Linked DNA regions of Homo sapiens: region 1 is linked to region 2. Evidence: chromatin contacts called from ENCODE Hi-C or POLR2A ChIA-PET data. All regions are on one chromosome and are shown on one strand. The core of a region is the stretch at or near the end of the contact, and the rest is flanking DNA. Distances in the headings are between cores, read along the strand shown. Region 1 overlaps DPH6-DT (DPH6 divergent transcript). Region 2 overlaps DPH6-DT (DPH6 divergent transcript).

What was found. A loop is a pair of places that touch in the nucleus more often than their neighbours do. ChIA-PET counts read pairs that join two places held with the same protein, here RNA polymerase II (POLR2A). Pooled maps may share reads with other maps.
Region 1: a loop to region 2 is called in a map of esophagus muscularis mucosa, with 2.2 times the contacts of the local background. The contact joins two enhancer-like sites. A Hi-C loop is called at or near these places in 5 of 168 maps with a recorded cell type or tissue (MCF 10A, aorta, ascending aorta and 2 more) and 3 of 50 pooled maps. POLR2A ChIA-PET finds 5 or more read pairs at or near these places in 3 of 52 experiments (A673, OCI-LY7 and Panc1).

Annotation. Positions count from the first base shown.
Region 1 is chr15:35,663,546-35,667,886 of GRCh38, forward strand. The region is part of intron 1 of DPH6-DT (DPH6 divergent transcript); the gene reads left to right. Among named protein-coding and RNA genes, the nearest start is that of DPH6-DT, 120 kb to the left of the region's middle. Within about 2 kb of position 2,471, at least 7 of the 41 ENCODE cell types and tissues checked have a DNase peak (open chromatin) inside an H3K27ac peak, as active enhancers do.
Region 2 is chr15:35,627,492-35,632,198 of GRCh38, forward strand. All of the region lies in intron 1 of DPH6-DT (DPH6 divergent transcript), which reads left to right. Among named protein-coding and RNA genes, the nearest start is that of DPH6-DT, 84 kb to the left of the region's middle. Within about 2 kb of position 3,225, at least 3 of the 41 ENCODE cell types and tissues checked have a DNase peak (open chromatin) inside an H3K27ac peak, as active enhancers do.

The DNA.
Region 1 (4,341 bases), core at 1,221-3,720, 35 kb after region 2:
GGACTGGAAGAACTTAAGGATGAAACTCTGAGGTAGTTCATGGGCTGTGCAGATAAGTATATTTGATTTCTTAATAAAATACAACATTTATAGAACTAAGCATTGGTTGCAGTTTATTGGCACTGCATATTATTTAGCATTTATAAATGAGAACCTGTCAGCTCCAAATTGCCCACATGCATAAAAGGAAGCCAAAGCATTGACAATTTCAGACAACTGATATTTAGAATATCATACTTAATTTCAACAAGTACTTATTGCATGCTTACTTTGTTGAAGGCACTATGCTGCTCTATCAGGTTCTTTCTTCAGGCAGTAGGATAAGACAATGTCAATCAGCTAGCATTACATGTACAAGGTATATGTAATAAGTGCCTAAAAGAGGTGCAGAGGAGGGAGGGAGTATATCCAGGAGGGCAGATTATGAAAGACGTTGTGGAGGAGATAGCAGTGGCATTTTGACAGAAAGTTATGGGTCCAAGGAGAATGTTTCTGGATGAGAAAATAAGAGTAAAACCAAGACTGGTAAGATAGGAAGCGAGAGGCATGTTTGGGACATCAAAATAGGTCATTTTTGCTTGGTTGCTACAAGAGCAGTTGTAGGGAGATAGGAATTTAGTCTGAAAAGGAAGTTGGGTAATATTGTAAAGTGCTTTCAATTTTAGGGCAAGAGATCTACTTCATGCTGTATAACAAGGCTCCTCAACCTTGGCACTGTGGATATTTCAAATCAGATAATTCCTTGTTGTGAGGGGCTGTCTGGTGCATCATCCCTGGCTTAGTGGCATTTCTGCCTTCCTTATCCCCTCCTCTTCTGACAATGAAAAATGTCTCCTGATTACCATATTCCCTGGGGGGCAAAATAACCCCCAGTTGAAATCTACCGGTGTAAATAATGGGAATCAGGGAAGTTTGGGAGCTATAATCAGATATGCCTCTCCTTACTTTCCACATCTAATCCATCACCAAGTAATCAAAACTGTTTCTAAATATCTCTTGTATTCTTTTCTTGCATCACTGTTGCCACTGACTTAGGAAACACCTTCCATCATTTCCACAGAGATTCCTGCAATCGCCTATGAGCAGCTCCCTGTTCTAGACCTTTTCACCTACAAACTATTTTTTCATACCCTTTTTCAAAATACAAATCTGATCATGTCATCACTTTACATAAAATGCTTCAGACTCTCCATTGCTTTCATGGTAGAATTCAAATCTTTAACATGGTCCTTCCTATCTGCACAACCTCATAATTCCTTCCATAGGATCACGTGTCTCAGCCATATACTGGACTACTGAACTTTCTTTAAAGTGTCACACTTTTTTATATTGCCACGTGTTTTCACATGGTGTTCCTTCTGTCTAGAACTCTACTGTCCCTGCTTGATGGGTAATGCTTATTCAACTTAAAACTCATTTCAGTAGGAATCTCATCTAAGCACAAGAAAACCCCTCCTGCCCTACATACACCCTACATACTTCTGGAGCCACTCCACTTTGTGTTATTGTGTCCTAGTGCCAATCAACTTCTATTACTATCTGTACAATTTTGTCTCTTCCACTGGAATGTACTTATCTTGAAGGCAAAAACTAGTTGTGCCTTTTTTGTATATCCACAGTATATGTTGTATATCCACAGGATCTGTATATCCGCAGTAGTCATTGTCACCTTAAAGCTGTGGTCTGTATATTTCCCAAAAGGAAAGTGATGCAGTTTTGACTGATGGTCCTTAGCAACCAATATACTCTCCAAGGTGTTGGTCTTTTGTAGAGGACTTATACATAAGGGCTTGCGGGCCTCTGGAATAATCTCTGCTTTTTCCTACTTCCTCGAACAACAAGAATCAACCAAACCCCAGCAGCTGCTAAAATACATAGCTCATTGGTATTTCTGTTTTGTGGAGGGACTATATTCCAACTTACAAATAAAAATATCCTCTGCTAGCTATATGATTATTTCGGTCTTCATTTAGATGACAGTCATTAACCTGAAGCCCTTGGAACTCTAAGTGTGCCGGGTAAGGTTTGTGATCCCACACAATTGTTTTCTAAGAAAGAATATATAATACTTTTAAAATGTATAATAGATTTTTTAAAGAAGTCAGCTTTCTAGAAAGGTTAGGAGTAATTTTCTTAAAGTCCCTTTACAGAGAACACTAAATCTCAAGTAAAATTTGAAACCTTTGCCTTGTATAGAATCCATTTGTTAAATATCCAAAGATTATTTGACCACAAACACAAAACAAAGATCCAAGTGTGGTAAAAAATAAAAATTCAAAATTAAAGTACTAGCTTAAAAATAAGCACAAAAGGCCCTAGGTTCTTTTCTCTCTTAATAAAAGAAAAGGAACAATAAGACAAGTTGGACTCTGAATTTTCTGGAAACAATTTCAGCATCTGTAAAAGGTCTAAACAGTTTTCGAATGCTGGCTACTCCCAGGTCTGACATGTGCCACCTTAATCAACACTTTGGCGCGGGCGTAATGGAAAACATGTTTTCTCTGCCATAACTCTAGCGCAAGTTTATGACATCAGCCAAATGGGACAGACAGTCTGAATCCTGCGATAGGCCTTCTGACAGCTAAATAGAGGACACCCTGCTCATGAAAGATAGCCTTTATAGATACAACAGCTTCCAAGTGGAAAACTCTCTCTTGGAATAGAGAAATTTGGCACAACTTTTCCCAGAAACTATGCCAAAGATCTTTAATACTAGAGGCAGTTCTCATAATCATAAACTCTATTGGTTAGTCTACTGACACAAGTGCTTAGTGCTTTTTCATCTAATCAGACTTGAGTGTGGAAACAGCCCAAGGTTTCCTCGGGTGTTTATATTATTTCAATGGCACTTCCTTTGATTTACCTAAGGGATGTTTTGTTTTAATTAGAGTTTATGACCAAAGATCAGCCGAAAAAGTATTGACGTGGATGTACATTGTTTATGGGTTTTGAATACAATTATATCAACCATAAAAATAGACCAAACAATTTTGCTTGTCTGCCAAAAATAAATTCTTGATCACAGGATTTCAGGTCTTCATTTTGTTTTCATTTACGTTAATAAAAAGTACTTGCTGATCATTAACTGGAGAAAACTGTAAAGTCAGTAAATCTGGAAACTAACATTTATTAAGTTTCAATGGGAAATGTAATGAGGAGATCTGATGTTGGTTAAATTATGGACTCTTTCCAATTAGTTGGCTGTCCCTCCAAAGCAAATGTACTAAAAATAAAATGACTTCCTTTTTGATGTCAATTATAAAGTGTGTATTTTTTTTTGTCTCTTTTTGTCTTTTAGGTTTTGATAAGATTTGGCAAGATAGTACCTATGAACCTATCTGACACCTGCCTCAGAAATCATGCCAAATGTCATAAGGTCGCCATCTATTTCCTTCACACTCTCTTAGCTTTTATGTACCAAGTTCTAAAATTAGAAGCAAGAGAAATGATGTACTGAAGAATGCATCTTTATTGAGGACTTTTATTAAAACCAAACAAGTTCTCATAGGCAAAATATTAGATTAAAATGGCTTCCAAAGCATACCCACCAACTTCTTGACAGGTCATAATAGCATCTGAGTACAGAACCTTGATTCTTAGAACAAGATTTACAACTACTGATGCTTTCCTCTGTGTTTGCAAAGATATTGAGAAACACAACAGCTAGGGCCCCTGCTTCAAGATCACCAAATATTTGTGGTCTCAGGTCTGCAGCTGCTCTGTGCCCTCCTCACATTCAGCAACTAGAGCAGTATGAGCCTTGGATTGTGGTCCTCAAAGACCCTTCTTGGTCACATATGTGTTTCTAAGAAGACATCAGCATGGTGACAAGATTGATGTTTTATTTTACCTTGCTTAAGGCATTTGTACCACAAAAATGAGTTTTTAAGTGGGACTTTGGAAACAAAGGTGTTATTTCAGAATATACAAATCACATAATGAAGATTTAATTTAATAAACCCCCCAAATTTTCATTTTAACCAAGAGTAGGGCATTAAAATAGTAGGAGATCTAGATTCCATTTTTGGTTTCACTTTCTATTATTGCATGTTCTGAGCCAAGTCATTTGACAGCTATGAAACAGGGATACTAATACTTCTTTTTTAAAAACTTTGTGTGTATATATATATATAAAATTTATGGATACATAGTAGGTATATATAATATTTATGGGGTACATGAGGTATTTTGATACAGGCATGCAATGCATAATAACCACATTAGGGTAAATGGGATATCCATCACCTCAAGCATTTATCCTTTGTCTTACAAACAACCCAGTTATAATCTTTTAATTATTTTAAAATGTGCAATTAAATTATGTTGACTATAGTCACCCTG
Region 2 (4,707 bases), core at 1,975-4,474:
TCAGTTTATGTGAGAGATTTTCCCCCTGATACATGAACTTTGAGGTTTCTAATTCAAATAAGTCAATTTATTATAAAATAAAATGCATATGATATCTAACGGCCTTTTGAAGACGTGTGCAGCTGGATCTTTGACTATTCTTGTTGGATTTTTTCATGCAAAAGAAATATGAAGTCATGTGGATAGAATCTAAATTCATAAACCAGATAATTATAATTCTTATTATTGTTTTGTGCTCCTCCTCCTGAGAAATTCAGATGTTTGAGAGCACACAAATATATATGTGTTTACATGTGTAGCTATTCATTTATGGAGTACCTATTATTTACATTGTTTTATATGCTTCAGATATGTTCACGTGCAAAATTTAAAACAATTCCTGCCCTTGCGCAACTTACTTCCAGTGCAGGATACAGATAATGAATAGTGAGCCTAAGAGATAATTAAAATATAAAGTATGTTAGAAATTGATAAATATTACCAAAAAAAGCCTAACAGGGTAAAGGAGATTAAGAACTCTTGCTTATGTTTGGTTACAATTTTAAATGGGAGGATGAGGGCAGATATCACTGAGGAGGTGACTTTCAAAGAAAGACTTGAAGGAGAAAAGGGAGTGAGCTATCTGTGTAGTTGGTGAAGAATGCAGCATGTAGGAGGAAGAGTCAATGCAAAGGCCCTGATGTGGGAGCAAGACTGAAACTCATGGAAGGAAGCGTGGCCAGAGAACCATGAGCCAGGGAGAAAATAGTAGGAGGGACCATCAGAAAAGTAATGGAGGAGGGCCCAGATACTACAATGCCTTATAGGCCGTTGGAAAGCCAAAGCTTTTTTGCTTTGAAGAAAATGGTGATTTATTGGAAGGTTTTGAGCAGAAGAATTACATGATGTTTGTGTCATGCATTTGTTTCTATGAAAGATTGTAATCAGTTTAGGGTTTACAGAATTTTTTAGGAAGTCTGATTTATAGAGTTAGATTGGGACACTTTCAGACTTTTTATGAACTTCTGCGAAGGACTGGGAATAAGGATGAAAACCAAACCTGTATCAGAAGAGCTCTTTTAGGATGTCAGAGCCAAAAACCTTGCTGGGTAAGCTACTAGAGAAGTAACTGAGAGTTTAGAAGTAATGACTTGTTTGTGATCTTAGAAATAGGAGCATACGGCTGGTGTAGACTCAAGGAAATTAAAGTAAAATTAGTCTGCCTGTGCAATAGACATTGTAGCCAGATAGATTTAGGATTATATTCCAGCTATGTCACAATCTGTATAGGGTTAGGCTAGCTAATTAATATTTCTGAGTCTTTGTTCCCTCATTTTGAAATGGGAATAATGATAACAGTTCCCTTGCACAGTTGTTTTGAGGGTTAAGTTATATAGTTCATGTGCGGTTGTCATGAAGTGTATGATAAACACATTGCAATTTTCTTCCTCTGTATCCTCCATAAAGTTCATGCACAACAAATATTTTTAAATTATTTGCAAGATATTAATAACCAATTTGAACATGGAGGAGAAAAGTACAATGAAAGAAAAGATACCTAATTAAATCTGGCTCCAATAGTTGCCTAGGCTGACGCTGCATAAAGATGAACTTACCTATACATTTCTAGGCATTCCAAACTCTCAAAGTCACAATGCAAATCAAGGATATTAGGGTTCCATAAACAAGGGGGTGTTCTTTTGGTGTACATCTATCTAGCCAGTTCACAGACTGCTACAGATTCAACTTAGCAAATATTTGTTAAATATGGCTGTGTGGGCCCTGAAGTAGCATAAAACATTATCCCTGCCTTTCAGAAACTTGGTTTGTTGGAGGAGTTCCCAATCAGATATGATATCTGATTATTTTTCCTCATAAAGTTCCAACTCATTTTTTTGTATTCTGATTAAAATATTATTGTCTACCCCTTCTAGAAATACTCCTTTTGTTCACTTGATTGGTTGATAGGTAGTCACTGTTTTGTAAACGAACAGTTATGAAGGGATGGGAATAAGCATTTTTGTTGCTATCTCATTGCACAATTGCAGAATTCATCATTCTCCAAAACATTATTTATTCAAGGCTAGTGTAGTTATACTCAAGGGGAGGTGTTTGAATGTTAGGGGAAAGGGTTAAGAGAATTATTCTGTCACTGACAATAAAGAAGAAAACACTTTAAATTCACTATTTTTTTTTTTTTGGCAGATACAAGCTAAAACCCTTCTAGAATTGCATTAATAAAACTGAAAAGGAAAAATGAAATAAAACTTTTAAGCCCTGAAGAATCTTAAAAATAGTCTTTAAAGGATAGAAAAAAAGAACAGAAAAATTCCTTTAAATTCCTGGGTCCTACAAATGAGATTTTAGTAGTGGCAAGTAAAACATATTGATTGGCACCAAAGTATAAGATCTTTGTCACCATCTGTTTCCTGATTGTGTCAGCAAGTATTTTTTCCCCACGAGAGTGTGAGAATACACCATAGCCTAAAAGTATCAAAGTGTCAATTATGCACCACATTTAAAAGTTGGAAGCCCAGTTCATGAAAGTCAGTGACAAAAGTCCTGATTCCTGTTTCTTACTGAAGTGAAATCCTTGCACTTCATTCGTTTTGTGAACTACAAAAAGAATGGTGGCTCCATGGGTTAGTGGGGCGGGGAGCTGTGGCAAAAGAGGGAGAAAAGTAATCTTAAATGAATATTTATCAAAAGTGCCCCCCCCCATGTAAGTCACTTTGCTACAAAATGAAGTTATTATGAATAGTATATGCAAATAACGATTTTAACAAGTATGGGGTGACAGGGAGGAGAAAGGGAAAAGAAGGGAAAGAGGATACAGAAAAAGAGAAGTAAAAAAAGAAGGAGGATGGATTAACAGGGAAGCATTTGGGAGTCTGGGCTGGAAAATTGAAAACAGGAGACACTGGTAGGACTGTTGAAACATGAGGCCATGAACAATGGAAGCTGGAAAGGCTGCATTTTCAGAATGAAATCAAGATTATTCTCATCCCTCTTCCCTTTTATCTAGCCATTTTTTTTGTTGTTTACATTTAACTTGAGATATCCTTTTTCTATTTTTCTCTCTGTTTTGATCACTGCTATTGTTAAAGATGGCTAGTGATTAACTACCCTGATTTTCTTTGAGTTCCTGTGCATGTCACTCTGGGTTCTGCTTAGAGAGAAGCACCCTCTTCCTCTTTAGCTGCACCAATTATTTTTTGATGTGTTGCCTTTCTAGCCGAGTTGGTGGAGCTGCCAGTTTTGACACATTCTCTTGCCTAAGAGGGTTGCAATAATGTGTTGAGGTCATTCTTGTGCTGTTGGAGGAATGACCTATGCTCAGGCCAGGTAGTCACAGATGCCGTCTGTCTGCTCGAGTTTCATTCTTTTGTAGTAAGCCTTGGGAAGTTGTTCCTCTGGGTTGACATGAATCCTTTCTTTATTTTGGAAATGAGAGACTCAGGTTCCTATAGCACACTCAGTGTCTAATGTTAAGAGTCAATATCAAAAATACAAAGACTTGTGTTCTAACCAAGGGTGTATGGATTATAGAGACATACGCCTGGCTAGAACAATAGAAAACTTGTAACAAACAGAAAAAAAGCATGCCACATTGCCTTCCTTTACTCATCTAGGTTAACCTATTAAGTGGCAGGAAATCCCTACCTGGTGGAAGGACCAGTTCTGCACATCAGGCAGCCAGGCTCTCAACAAAAACCTTCCAGCCTGGAACTTCACGTGCACCAAGAGAGTAAATAGCCACGTCCTTTGTTCAAGTTTGATTAAATAGAATAGTAGAGGCTGTCAGGTGAGTCTCTTGGCACATTCTCAAATCACATATAACCATAATTAAAGTTAAATCTGTGTGAGTCTGGAAGCCTGGGACATTGTAGGTTTGATCTGAGTTTGAATACACTGTATGAGAGGAGGAGAAAGTAAAGTGTGCTTAGTCTTTTGTCAGAGAAATATCAGATAAAGTGTCAGAACCATTAGAAAACATGACCACTCATTCATTCATATATTCAACATATTTAAATTGAGCACCTACTATTTGGAAGATGCTATAAAATTCACTAAATGCATAGTATTAAATAGGTCATTTGAGAACTTACATGTCACTGAGGGAGAGAAATAAGATAGAAATTAATAAAAAACAACATCATATTATAATAATGCTATGAAGGGAAAAAAAGCAGGAAGCCTTGATAGAGTGAGAAGTAGGGTCAGTGATGTAAAGGGGTAAAGGTAAATATACCTCAACTGATAAACTGAGACATGAAAGATATGATATTTCTATTATTTTTTTCCAATATTTTTAATGGTAAGCTATTGCTTTCCCAATACCCTGCATAGATTGGGAATCCATGAACTGACAATACCCTACCTTCCCATTTTAATCTTTCACTACTTGTACATATATTGTACTTGGAATGAGCGGAACTACTCATTGTTTCCTACACACACCTTGTGCTTTCCTGACTTAGTGTCTTCACTCATCCTTTCCTCTGCCTGGAACTTCTTTTGGACTTTCGGATGTTGCATTCCTGCTACACTTTAAGGTCCTGCTCCACTGTCAGCTCCTTTAGTCCTTCTATCCTGGTCCTCTGAGCTCCTTCTTTGTGCCTCTCACGTTTACAACTTTTTTATTACTCCTATTTTACACATTCTAATACGTGTGTGTGTGTATTTAATTTTCAGCTCCTATTTCTCTTTGTAATCTAAGAATTCCAA